2 separate regions of the Homo sapiens genome follow, and region 1 is linked to region 2. The links are chromatin contacts, found by Hi-C or POLR2A ChIA-PET in ENCODE. All regions are on one chromosome and are shown on one strand. The core of a region is the stretch at or near the end of the contact, and the rest is flanking DNA. Distances in the headings are between cores, read along the strand shown. Region 1 holds the start of ITPRIP (inositol 1,4,5-trisphosphate receptor interacting protein). Region 2 holds the start of NT5C2 (5'-nucleotidase, cytosolic II).

The links. Hi-C counts contacts between places; a loop is a spot of excess contacts on that map. ChIA-PET counts read pairs that join two places held with the same protein, here RNA polymerase II (POLR2A). Pooled maps may share reads with other maps.
Region 1: a loop to region 2 is called in a pooled map, with 4 times the contacts of the local background. The contact joins the promoter of ITPRIP here to the promoter of NT5C2 in region 2. A Hi-C loop is called at or near these places in 6 of 50 pooled maps. POLR2A ChIA-PET finds 5 or more read pairs at or near these places in 2 of 52 experiments (PC-9 and activated CD8-positive, alpha-beta memory T cell).

The regions. Positions count from the first base shown.
Region 1 is chr10:104,332,624-104,339,847 of GRCh38, reverse strand. ITPRIP (inositol 1,4,5-trisphosphate receptor interacting protein) reads left to right here and starts at 1,383. Exons shown (of 2, transcript NM_001272013.2): 1 at 1,383-1,602. It also overlaps a transcript of CFAP58 not described here. RefSeq lists a cis regulatory region at 1-240 and an enhancer at 2,506-2,705.
Region 2 is chr10:103,188,929-103,195,359 of GRCh38, reverse strand. NT5C2 (5'-nucleotidase, cytosolic II) reads left to right here and starts at 2,088. Exons shown (of 19, transcript NM_001351169.2): 1 at 2,088-2,124. RefSeq lists a silencer at 1,994-2,273 and enhancers at 1,972-2,658, 2,659-3,347.

The sequences.
Region 1 (7,224 bases), core at 134-2,633, 1.1 Mb before region 2:
GGAAATACAGCTCTTTCAAGACCGTTTCCCCAGATCGCCCCCACCACCTCCAACACACATACTGGCCCCCAAAATTCTGCCATAACCTCTTACGTAAGGAAAGAATTTGAGCAGCAGTAGAAACTTGAAAACAAAAGTACCCTGGGCCAAGGGCCAGGGAGTCTATTTTTAGAACATTTTCTCATTGCCTGTTTATCTTTCAGACTCAGCCAAAAAGTCTTCCAGGCGAGTGTTAAAGGAAAAGACGAAAAAAAGGTGATCTAAGACCAAATAGCAGTAGCAATGGTGATCATTTTGGACACTGTGTTCCAATTTCCCCAATGTGCCTTCACTGGCATTTGGTGCCCCCAAAGCCGCTTAATGGAGAATTCATTCAAACCCTGCTCTGCCTTTTGTACTGATGGTAGGATTTGGGCAGGTCAAAGGGAAGACAATAGAAGTTATGGATTTCATAAACTATTAAGCTCGACCAGAACGCTGCTGCTGCTCCTCCAGGCCTCAGTTCTCTCGTTTCTAACATAGGGGTAGTAACACTTGATCTACCGTCACAACAGTAACCAGAAACTACCGCGCCTGTCCCGTACAGTATCCGGTCACTGTTCTCCTTTGTGCCCGGTTAATCCCGGAGAAAAGCAACCATGCATTTGATTATCATAAAAGTCGGGCGCGGTGGCTCACGCCTGTAATCCCAGGCGCTTCGGAAGGCCGAGAAGGGAGTTCGAGACCAGCCTGACCAACATGGAGAAACACCTTCTCTACTAAAAATACAAAATTAGCCGGGCGTGGTGGCACATGCCTGTAATCCCAGCTACTCGGGAGGCTGAGGCAGGAGAATCGCTCGAACCCGGGAGGCGGAGGTTGCGGTGAGCCGAGATAGCGCCACCATTGCACTCCAGCCTGGGCAACAAGAGCGAAACTCCTTCTCAAAAAAAAAAAAAAACGGTAGTAAGCTATTTTAATCCTTTCAAGCTGCAAAAGAGAAAAAGGCTGGCGTTTTGTCTAGAGTTATATTTTCCTCCAAGAGACTAAATAGGTGGCCCCAGGAATTCCGCCACTTGTAAAACGCGCCGCAGAAAACTCTCCCCGACTGGTAAGGACTTAACCCCTTCCGCTCCGCGGCTTAGGACGACTTTTAAGGGCGTCCTCCCCGCGCCCCTGTCCACTCGCTCCAGTTTACTCCACTGGCCTGATTCCGTCTCTCCCAGTCACTCTCCAGTTCTGCCGTGCCGGGGAAGTTTCTGGGGGCTCACTGGGAAGGTCTTCCCGGCGGATCCTGGGCCCAACCACCGAAACCCACACGGTCCTCCTTAAGGAGCTTCCGGGGCCGCGGGTAGAGGCGGGTGTTTTGTTCTTATAAGGAGGAAAAAGTTTTTGTGACATCCAGGAAATGAGTAACTCTGAAGTTCAGTAGAGCCGGCCGCTGCAGGCCAGAAGGTGGGAGCCAGCGGGGGCATCGCCGCCCGCGCCCCTCTAAGTGCCGGGCCGCAAGCTCCACCGCAGCCGCCTGCAAGCAGCGGCGCCTCGGCCCTCGACCTGCGCGCAAAGCCTGTGCTGGAGCCGTCCTCCCGCGGCGGGGACCGGGACCGGGGACCCAAGCCAATCGTAAGTCCCAGGGCAGCCTAGTGTGCTGAAGGAAGAAGGGCGCGATGGAGAGCGCGAGCTCGGAGGAGCTGTGTCGGAGATGGCTGCCGACAGAGGGGGCGCAGGAGGGTGTGGGGAGCGCGGGCGCCTGCTCCTCCCGGGTGGGGGCTGACTTTGGAGACCCCCTTCCCTTAAAGCGCGCGTGCCCAGGCGGGCGTATTGTCTCCTCGCGGTCCCGCATCCTGTTCCCGCCGCGTCGGGGGATGCGTCCCGGGCGCTCGCTCCAGCCAGGGCTGCGGGCAGCTCCTCCTCGAGGCGCGCGCAGCCTCGGAGCCCAGAGCGGGACCACATTTTTGTTCCTAGTGGCCAGGTGACCCGTTACTTCTCACATCTGAGCAGAGCGCTACCGAAGAAAGAAAAGCCGGTTCGCCCTGCTCATTTGCTGCCCCCTTTTCCCCTTCCCCTTCCCTCCCTTCCTGTAAGGGAGGAATAGGCGTGAAGTTTTTTTTTCTCGGTTCATGGTAGTGAAGTTATGGGGCTGCTTCAGGCCGGATAAAATCCCCGCCGCTTCCTCTTTCGGGACTATTAGTGGGCCAGACCTCACGCTGTGCAGACTTGCTCTTGGGCTGCAAATAACTCTCTGCCCCTTCACCCCTAACCCCACCCTCAACCCCATCCCTGTGACTTTGCCATTCTGGCCGCCTGGTGAAGACTCCCGGGGCGGGACTCCCCATCCAAAACGCTTTCTCTTAAAAAAAGAAAAAGAAAAAGAAAAAAAAAGCCACCGACCAGGAAGGTAAAATATTTTACGGAACCAGGCAGGGGCCTCATTTTGCCTTTTGCCCCTCTGCTGGTATGAGAAAAGCACCCTTTCACAACTAGTAGAGTACCAGATACTGGTCTCATTTCACAAACAGTAGAGTACCAGATATTGGTCGCAATCTGGACTCTGGTCTTTTGGATCTAAATCGGGGTCGCGGTCTATTTTCTTGTTCTTTTTTTGGATATGACCCAGTGCTCTTGCCTTTTACAAACCGAGTCTATCTGACTGCCAGCTAAAGTTCATCTGTGGTTGGTGCAGTTTTAGGCCCAGGTGAGCCCTGAAAATAGAGTATCAGAAAAGTGGATTACTGTCTTTCCTCCTTACGAAAACAGAATAGGCTGTGTTTTTGAGTCCTCCCTCCAGCCCTCGTGCCTAAGTGGCTTTCATTGTTTGCTAATTCCCTGTATGTTGCGGCTGCTCTGGGCCATTCTGCCTTCGGATTTTCTCCACTTGTGGGTAACCATGAAGTAGTTATACTGACTCTCTGCTCTCCCTGGGTGCATTCTTCTCATGCTCAGTAAATCTACATTTTACGTAAGATAAAGTAAGCATGTGAAATTATAGCTATCTGTTTGGCAACAAAAGGAATGCAGTTTTGTTTTCGGTTTTGTTTTTTGCATGACTGAGTTCCCAAGCTTAACTTTTCCCTTTGGCATCCTGAGCTTGGGGTCCTAAGGTTGTATTTTCCTTTCACAGCTATCAGCAGAGACAGGTAGCCATCAACAGTTAGGAAAGAGTCTGGGCTGGGTGGCTGCCTGTCTTCCCAGAGCTTTGGGAGGCTGAGGTGGGAGGATTGCTTGAACCCAGGAGTTCCAGGCTTAGAGCTGGGATCACTTGGTTGGGATCACTTGGTTGGAGCTAGGATCGTGCCACTGCACTCCATCCGGGTGACAGAGTTCAGACCCTGTCTTTAACCTACCCCCCAATGCCCCGCTGCCCCCCCCCCCCCAAAAAAAAATAACTGGGCAGGAGAAGGTGCTTTCAGAGTCCAAGACTCAGGTTCCATGTTTCGAGTTGAGAGTCTGCCCCAGTAGGGTTGAGGTGGCACGGCAGCCTGTGGGGCTTTAATGGAGAATCTGCTTGGAAGGGGTGGGTGCTCCAAGTGTTCTGGGAGCTGAGAAGCAGGACTTTATTATGGATGACACCAGGCCATCCTGGACCCTTCTCTCATCCAGTCTTGCTGGGGAGGGGTACAGAGCCAGGAGGATGCTGAGAACTGTTCATGATAACCTCCAGGGCTGCTGCTAGCCTATTCAGTCCTTCGCATGAATTAGAATAAGGTGCTCTGTCTTGGCAAGAGGATGGGGCTTGATGCCTCTTAGAAATACTGGCCTTACTTGAGTGGACATAGCCAAGCCATATAGCTGGATAAGTGGCATGTGAGCTGGATTTATCCTCACCCCTCAGCCAGGTGCCTTAAGCAGTACACTGCCTGGTCCACCATTCACACAGCAGCCCTGATAAACAACCACTATTGAGGGCTTAACATTCGCCAGGCTTTTTTTTTTTTTCCCCAAAAGTACTTAGCCTGTATTAACTCATTTAATCCTCACAGTAGCCGTATGAGTTAGGTATTGTTAACTCCATTTTACAGATGAGGAAACTGAGGCACAGGGATGTTAAGTGTTCCAGAGCCTGGAAGGTGAGTCTTAATCACTGGGCATTCATAGACCAAGAAGCAACTTAAGCTTAAAAAGCTAGTTTAATTGGGAACCCTCGTGGGAAAGGGGGAAGAACAGTTGCCTTTTTCTTTCTCTGTCAAAGGAGGAAATACCCATTCTCAGTCCAGGTGGAGGAAGGAGGGGAAATTCATCTGGCAGGAGGCAGAGGAGGAAAGAAAAGAGGCAAGCCGGGCCTTGATGGCTGATGGGGAGCCTGGCCCAAGAATCAAGTGACTTTCCTTAATCTCTGGGCGGTGTGAGGTGGCAGATCCAGTTTGGGGCCTGGCATGAGGGTGATGAGTAAGTGCCCCCAGGTGTGGCTCAGAGGGAAACGGCGGTGGCTGCACGCAGGGTCCTGACCTAGGCAGAGAGCGAGTGGAAGGAGGTGAGACAACTGTCCTGACCTTCCAAACCCCTAATCCCCATCTGTGGTCTCTTGCTTCCTTGTTGAAGTCCCATTCACCCACAAATGCCCTTCTCAAGTTCGTCCAAGAACCCTTCCTGAAACTCCATTTCACAGTTCCATATACATGATCTCTTAGTTTCCACACCGTACAGCTGAGCGCTTAATTAGCTGGAACCGAGCATTTCACTATGTACTGTCGATAGGCACTTTAAACAAAATAGGCTTCTCATCAGTGAGGAAGTCAAGATGCCTCCTGGGAGGGGCCAGCTGGTGCCCAGCAGATTGCTCAGAGGGTGGTGTTTACCTGGATCACGTCACCTGTCCCAGGGCATGGCTCTTAGCTGTGCCCGCTCAGAAACCCAATTTCCATAATTTTCAGAGTGGTTTGGACTCAAGCTACTGATTCACCCTGAGAAAGCTCCCAGAAGAGGGTGTACGAATCAGAATGCTGGTTTATTAATTTGCAAGGAGACTTCGCAAACATCACACAGACTGAATGTCGTCTCTTCCCTGCGTCCTAGACAAGCCATATGGGAAACCAAAGACCAGAAGGTGGACTGCGCTTATCAAAGCTGGAGTCAGAACCAGGCAGGAGCAGCATGGGGTGAGGGTGGGGGACAGTGATGTCCAATAGTGCAGGGCTTTGTCTACCTCTGCGGCCCTCTCACCAGCAGAAAGATAGCTGCCAGGTAGACTGGATACTCAGGTCAGCCTGGCTATGGGCATCTCCTTGGCCAGTGCCTCAAGGGCAGTATTTCCCTGAGAAATCCTGGTAGCATTTCTCCCTTTCCTCTCTCATAATGTAGTAATTTTTTATTTTATTTACCTATTTGTTTAGTGCTTTGCAAGCATTAGCTCCCAGAGACATAGATTTGCATTTGCGTAAATTCGATAACTACTGTACAATCTCAGAGTTGTAGGGCCAGGCCATGAGAGTAAGTGCTATATGCAAATCAAGAGGATGATCCGGTAACCTGGATGGATCAATAGAAAGCCAAGCATAGAGCAAAGACACGTGGTCCCCAATCAGCATGGAGGCTGGGCCAAGGCTGGCCAGTTGTTGCATCCCCTGCGTAGGCCAGGGGGTGAAGCATTCCTAAAGCAGTGCCTGCTTCGGCTGCCTCAGGCAGCCTGCCCTGCTCAGCTGGCCTCTTTAGATTTAAAGGGCTCTTTCTGGTCTCTGTCCAGGCCCTTCATGGCTCATCTTTAATGAGCCACATCTCCAGGTGCCCAGAGCCAAGGCGGTGTGACTGCACGGGCTTTGAAGTGGGGCAGACTTGAGTTGAGTCCTGGCTCCACCACTCGGTGGTTGGGCGTTCTCAGTAGTTGGGCAGGTGCCTTGATTCTTCAAGTCTCGGTAACATCATCAGTAAAATGGGGATGACCCTCAGGGCTGTGGGGAGGGTTGACCCAGACGATGCACAGAAGGCTCTGAGCACCGTGCCTGGCGCAGACTGGAAACCTGGCCAGTGTGCGCTCTTCAGGACAGCAGAGGTCGGTTGGAGGTCTGCATTCTCTGCCGACTTGGGCCCCAACTTCCCCATCAGGTCACTGCTCCCTCCTCTGAGGTCTGGACAAAGGACAAGGCTGTAGGGACCTAGACTGTCCTAGACGGGGAGGACATCTATCCTCAGTGGTCTTTCCAGCAGTTTGTTTGGAGCTGCTCATCCTGATCTTTTGGCTGACTCTGGCAGAGGGAAAGTCAGATTTGAGGCCTGAGCTCTAACAGGCATCCAGAGAGGAAGGAAGGGTAAGGAGCTCTTCTGGGCGAGGAAAGGGGTCATTTGGGAGTGCCCCAGAGGCCTGTAGACCCCTCCTCAACAGTTTAGGACCTGTGACGTTTCCCCACAGAGAGCACATCCCCCCTCTATCTGTTAGGCCCACCCCGTGACATCAGTGAAACGGAAGCACCCTGCAGGTGACATCACTGTTGCTCAGGGCAACGCCTCCACCCTAAGGCGGACGGGGAGGTGAAAAATCGGCCTCAAGTGTGAGACGCATGTTGAAGGGAAGGGACATAGAAGGTGTAACGTTCACAGGTGTGTTTCTCAGAGGCTGGGGAGAGGATGGGCCCAGTTAGCGGCAGGGTGAATAGAAGAGGGAGGTGCTGCAGTCTCAGATCTGGGCTGTGTCAGTTGGTGGTGGGTCTTTAGGCCTTGGGTCAGAGAGCGCAGTGCTGACAGCTGCAGTCTCCTTCAGTTCTCTGAACGGGACTCCTTAGGGGTCCTCCTGCAGCCTGGATCTGTAAGGAGGGTTAGGGGAAGGGCAGGCTGGAGCAGTGATGGGGCCATCAGAAAAGTGACTTTCCATTCTTCAGCCTCCCCACAAAAGAGAGTGAGAAATAGGATGCTCACATCCTTATTACGGGGGCTTCATTGATCGAGCAGCCATTGTGTATCTGTTATGCATGGCCTGTGCCAGGGATTCAGCGGCCTCGTGGAGCGTTATGATGAAATGCACATGGAGAGGAAGAGTGTATGGAATCCACTGCCCCAAGAGGCAGGACCAACTGGAGATAGGAATCCCGTCTCACAGTTCACCTCACTCAACTTAGCATTCCCTGTGGAATTCTAGATGGGTTAAACTAAATTCATGGAATGCTTTCAGTTGGGTGTGCTTGAGATACACTTGCTAATTTGGGAGTGGAGTCAGAGGGGGCAGCCATGGATGTCCATCTTGTCCCTGGGATGGCACTGTTTACAAGGCTGAGGTCACTCAGCAGTTCTGATGCTCTTAACTTGGTGACCTGTGTT
Region 2 (6,431 bases), core at 839-3,338:
CACCGCGCCCGGCCTCATTCTTTTTATTATTGATTTGTTAAGAGTCCTTTATAGACAAATCCTTTGTCTTTTGTGTATTGCGAATAGTTTTCCCCTTATTCTGTTATCTTTTAACTTTGTTTTCAGTTTTTTTCAAGTTATTCCATCTCTCTGATTTTTTAAATTCTTTTTTCTGATTTATTTTTTAAAACAAAGTTCTTGATTATAAAAGTAATACAAACACCGTAAGAAATTAATACAAAAGTACAAAGAAGAAACCACCCCATCTTATCACTGAGAGAAAACAACATAATCAATTACATATTTCCCTGTAGTCTTTTGCGTGTGCAGTTTTTTTTCACAGTTGTGATCACATTCATTTGTGTGTGTCTCTATATTTGTTTTTCTCTCAGTACCATAGTGTTTAGACACAAACCCTGGCCTTTTTTCGTTTCTTCTTTTTTTTTTTTTTTGGAGATGGAGTCTCCCTCTGTCGCCCAGGCTGGAGTTCAGTGGCGTGATCTTGGCTCACTGCAACCTCCGCCTTCCGGGTTCAAGCGATTCTCCTGCCTCAGCCTCCCGAGTAGCTGGGACTACAGGTGCGTGCCACCATGCCCAGCTAATTTTTGTATTTTTAGTAGAGATGGGGTTTCGCCATGTTGGTCAGGCTGGTCTTGAACTCCTGACCTCAAATGATCCACCTGCCTTGGCTTCCCAAAGTGATGGGATTACAGGTGTGAGCTACCACGCCCCGCCACCCTGGCCTTTTTTCAAATGCACTTGGTTTAAAGATTGTGTTATGCCAGCTTCCAACCCCTATTCCTCTTTTCCATATATCCTGAGAAATTTAGAAGGTGAGGGGCCCAAGGTCTATCCTTAGCTGACCTGAAGCGAAGTTGGCTGAGAAGCACAAGAAGGGGTAGAAGTGCTCTGGCGGAGCACTTATTAAAAAGACGCGGAGGTTTTGGTTGACTGCAAGCCCAATATGAGTCAACAGTATGGGTGCCAAGAACTTTATCGCAGGAGTGCAAAGCGATAGGTCCCAAAAGGAGGAAGCTATAGTCCTGCTTTGCTCTGATGATACCACAAACATTTGGTTCAGTCTTGGGTGATGTATTCTAAAGAAATCACAGTCAAATCTACCATTTGCGTGAGAGGGATAAAGACCCTCAAAACCAGGGCAGAGGAGGAACAATGGAAGGAACGGGAGACACTGATGTGGAATGAGAAGACCTTGGGCAGAGGTGATAGAAGTAAAGTATCTGAAAAGTCAAAGGTCCAGGAGAGATTAGACGTTTGTTCTCTGTGGCTCCAAGGCATCGAATTTCGGCCCTGAGAGTGGAAGTTTAGACACATTTTCTCACTGGTGAGAGCTGCTCGGACCAAGGAATTCAGTCCTCTGGAAATAGCTAGCTGCTTTTGCGGAGTCTTCCTGCTGAGTTGCTGGTGGTGGGGTGAACATTTATTGAGTGCTTACTGTGTGCCAGGATCCTGCTGAGGGCCTCACCTATATTGTGTGATTTCATCCCGTCAACACCCTTTGATGTGGGGACTGTTGTTCCCTATCCTGGTGCTACAAATGTGGGCACCAGGTATAGGAGGTCAGGTACCTCGCCCGAGGTTACAGTTTGTAAGTGGTGGTACTGGGACTGGAACTCGTTCTGACAAACTTCAAAGCTGGTGTTTTTAGCCATCAAGGGGATTCGAGGGTGCCATGGGGGTGTGGACGCATGAGGGGCCTTGAGGTCCATTAGACCAAAACATTCTGTGACTGGGAAAAAGGATGCCCTCTCCTCCCAAGGAAAAGCTTCTTCTGAATGAGACACAGTGGAGAGGTTAGCCCAGGGCCAGGCTGAGGGGCGCAGGCAGAATGCCAAGGGATGGAGACCCTCAGAAGGGCAAAGCCGGTGTTCCATCGTTTGAAGATCTCCAGACCCGCGGGACAGACAGACGCAGCGCGGTCAGGGAGCGTCGGCTTCGCCGAACTCTGCGGCGGAGCTGGGGGACGGAACAGCGCGCCGGTCCCTGGCCGGGCGCGAGCAGAGGGGCGGCGCGGGGCGGTGCCGGGCGGCGGGGGCGGGGAGGGCGCGCGTTGAGGCGGCTGCGGCAGTTGCGCGCTGGGATTGTTGCGGTGCGCTGGAGCCGGTGAGTGCGGCGGGCCCCGTGGGCGGGCGGGGAAGGAGCGGGCGAACGGGGAGCTAGGTGGGGAGGTGCGCGGCCGAACACGCGACCCCAGGGTAGCGGCCGCCGCCTGCCCCCGCCCCCGGCCCCCAGGGACCATGGCCCCAAGGCCCCTCTCCTTAGGCCGAGTCCCCGCCAGCGCGCTCGCGGACGCCGCACGCCTCCCAACTCCCTCGGTGCGGCCCCCGCCCCACGGCAGCCCCTTCCTCCGCGCCGCCGCGACGCCTCCGGCCCACGTCACGCTCGCGCCATTGTTTCCCAGCCGCCGGCTCGCTGGGACCCCGCCTCAGCCTCCCAGCGCGGCCGTTCGCCGCGTTCCGCCCTCTTCCCCCCTTTCCTCACGCTGGTGGTAGCCCTTTCCTCAGTCCTGCTGACGTCCTCCAGCTGATTCCAGGCTGTTCCCGGCCACCCCTGAGGCCGTCTTTTCGCTTCTTGTAAAAGCCTCCCCGCCCCCAGAGCTCCTCGGTCGCCTCCCGAGAAGCCAAGGGGCCTCTGGTGGAGCGCCAGGTTGACAGCGTTTTAGCAGGACCGCGAGAAACGGCCAGCTCGTTTGCCACACGCCCGTGTGCAACACTTCCTGGAAAGGTCACAGCGAATTGCAAGCCGCCACAAAAAACATCCGGACAGCTCCTGGTCAGGGGGCTGAGCCGTTCAGTGGCGGCCTATTCTTCTCCTTTTTTCGGGGCTCCTGAAATCGGAGAGGGCGAGATGCCGATCTGAGGCCTGAACCCTTAGTTTAAGAAAAACGTTTTGGGGGTTTGACTCCGGCAGGCCACAGCTTCTAAAAGCAGCAGGTAGAGGCTGCTGTCCGAATCGACGTTTTCCTGGGCTTTCACCTTTAGGGCCTTGATGTTTGAGGGGGGTCGTGCTCTGAAGTACAGCGCCCCGAAATGACTAGTCACCATTACAGGGGGGTGTGTGCGCGCCCGTCCAGGGGCCGATGAGTTCTTCAGGATTGAGCTGTACTTGGTTCCCAGTGTCTGTAGACTATTCATTTCGCCTCTTCAAGCAACGAATGCAAACTACTGACCATAATGTGAAAGGGAGAATATTGAAACTGTGTCATTTACCATGAAAACTTAGTGTTATTGCGTAGAGAAGGCTTTAGGTTTCAAAAATATTTACCACATGGCTTTTCAACAACGGTTAGAATTTATCCAGATGAAGACATCCAGGCCTGAAAGGGTGAAGTTCGAAAAGAGAAAAAAAATAGGTGTGAGCTGAGAGTGGAAAAAAAAAAAAGAACAAAAAAGGTTAAGTTCAAGAAAACATAGCTGGTTAGTAATTAAAATAAAAACTCCACATGCAGGGTTGATACTAGCATACACAGACTTATTTCTGAAGTGCATTTCCATTGCAGTGTAAACCACTACATTTCAACAGTATAGGTAGCTGCATTACTCTCATTGACCCAGAATTAAGGTTTTAGGATTTAGTAACCAACAAATCTGTAAAATAAGGTGGAGGGGCGCGGGGTGGAGTGGGGGGGGTTCTGAAGGAGATGTTATGCAAGATTCCTTTCAGTTCAAAGGTTTGATGCCATTGTATGAAAATTTACCATCAGCTACAAGTTTTCAGAAGTTTGTAATTGTAAGAAGATTTATATAGATAGTATTCCCTTATAGTACCTGCCACCCTTAACCAGAAGACATCACATCTTCCTAAAGAAAGCCAGATTACAATAGAATGTTAGGCACAGAGGTGCTCATTAATCTTTCTCTAGGCTATTTCTCCTGTTTTATGGGGAAAGAGGAGTACATAAAACACAGGTTTTTTTTTTTAAGTATTTCCTCTCTCTCTCTTTTTTTTTTTTTTTTGAGACGGAGCTTTGCTCTTGTTGGCCAGGCTGGAGTGCAATGGCATGATCTTGGCTCATTGCAACCTCCACCTCCCGGGTTCAAGCAGTTCTCCTGCCTCGGCCTCCCGAGTAGCTGGGATTACAGGCATGCGCCACCACGCCTGGCTAATTTTGTAGAGACGGGGTTTCTCCAAGTTGGTCAGGCTGGTCTCGAACTCCTGACCTCAGGTGATCTGCCCGCCTCGGCCTCCCAAGTACTGGGATTACAGGCTTGAGCCACTGCGTCCGACCCTGTTGCTTAATTCTCTTACCAAAAGCTTAATTCAGTGAAATAGTAAATAACAACAAATCCCCAAAAACAAAAACCCACAACTTTGTCATGTTATGACTGTGCTCTTTTAAAGTACTTACATAGACTGGTTTTTATCTAGTACACTTGCTGTGTACATATTATTTGGGATTTTGCTCTTACCAATATTTCTGGGATGTCCATGTATTTAGAGAATTCATCTAATCTTCATTAGTAGATGCTCTCTAATGTGCCCCGGTAGTCAACAATGCCTGGCACACAGGCTCTTAGTAAATTTTTGTTGAATAAGTGTTGTAATGTTTTGAGGTTTTTAGACATTTAACACAAAATACTAACTATCACAAGGCATATGTTGAGTGACGTGAGCAGTAAAGGCAGTCATACTTTCAGCCAGGAGACATTGCATTTATTTAAGGGCCCGGATTTTGTAGTCTGGCTTGCTACTTAACATCATGCAACCTCGGGGAACTCAGTTAACCTTAGACAAGCTCACTCAGTTTCTCTCACCTTGAGAAGGGAAAAATAGAACAAATTTTACAGAGTTATGTGGATTAAATAGAATAATTCAGTTGAAGTGATACTGGCACACATTAAGTTCTCTATAAATGTTAGTTTTTTTTGCTCAGAGTGAAGGAATATTAATGTAGCTTGGTGGGATCAGGAAAAACAGTAACACTTCAGAGTAGGGAGAAGATGCTGAAGTGGATGTATTGAGGGTATGATTAATAGATTGTTCTCACTAAAAGGGTTTGGTAGAGCAGTAGTCTGAGATAAAACTGGAAAGAGAAATTCTGGTAAGCAGTTTACAAGTATGCTACATGGATTCTTTGCAATTAGAGCGGAGTGAATGACCACCTGAGGTCAGGAGTTTGAGACCAGCCTGGCCAACATGGTGAAACCCCATCTCTACTAAAAATACAAAAATTAATCAGGCGTGGTAGCGCATGCCTGTAATCCCAGCTACTTGGGAGGCTGAGGCAGGAGAATCGCTTGAACCCAGGAGGCGGAGGTTGCAGTGAGCTGAGATTGCGCCACGCACTCCAGCCTGGGTGACAAGAGTGAAACTCTGTCTCAAAAAAAAAAAAAAAAAAAAAGAAAGCCACAAAATTAATGCGGCAAACCGGCCAGGTGCGGTGGCTCACGCCTGTAATCCCAGCACTTTGGGAGGTCGAGGCAGGTGGATCACCTGAGGTCAGGAGTTCGAGACCAGCCTGGCCAACATGGTGAAACCCCGTCTCTACTAAAAATATAAAAAATTAGCTGGGCGTGATGGCGCCCACCTGTAGTCCCAGCTACTCAGGAGGCTGAGACACGAGAATCGCTTGAACCTGGGAGGCAGAGGTTGCAGTGAGCCTATATCGTGCCACTGCACTCCAGCTTGGGCGACAGAGCATCTCAAAAAAAAAAAATTCAGTAAACAGTAAAAGAAAAAAGTTAAAAAAATTATGACAGTCTTAATCTTTGTTTTTTTTTTCGTTTTTTTTTTTGAGATGGAGTCTCGCTCTGTCGCCAGGCTGTAGTGCAGTGGTGCGATCTCGGCTCACTGCAGCCTCCGCTTCCTGGGTTCAAGCGATTCTCCTGCCTCAGCCTACCGAGTAGCTAGGACTAAAGGCGTGTGCCACCACGCCCAGCTAATTTTTGTATTTTTAGTAGAGATGGGGTTTCACCATGTTGGCCAGGATGGTCTCAATCTCTTTACCTCATGATCCGTCCGCCTTGGCCTCCCAAAGTGCTGCGATTACAGGCGTGAGCTACCACGCCCGGCCCTTAATTTTAATTGTTAAAATTTGATAAAGAAGGTGGGTAGTAGACATATCAAATGATCATTATATTATTTTCTGTGTGTTTGAAATATTTCACAGTATTTTAAGATGAACCTAAAATAAAACATTAAAGAAACTCCATTAAACTAATGAGCCTATAAAAATATATATCCCACTGGGCATCTGTAATGAAAACATGCTAATACTCAGCAAGCTTACTGATTTTTTTTTTTAAGCCGTTAAATTTCAGGCATCAGATTTCAGTCTTCTCTTTCCAAGCACATAGTACAAGCAGGCTCTTTCATCCCACACTCTTTTTTTTTTTCCGAGACGGAGTCTCACTTTGTTGCCCAGGCTGGCTCGATCTCAGCTCACTGCAACCTCTACCTCCTGGGTTCAA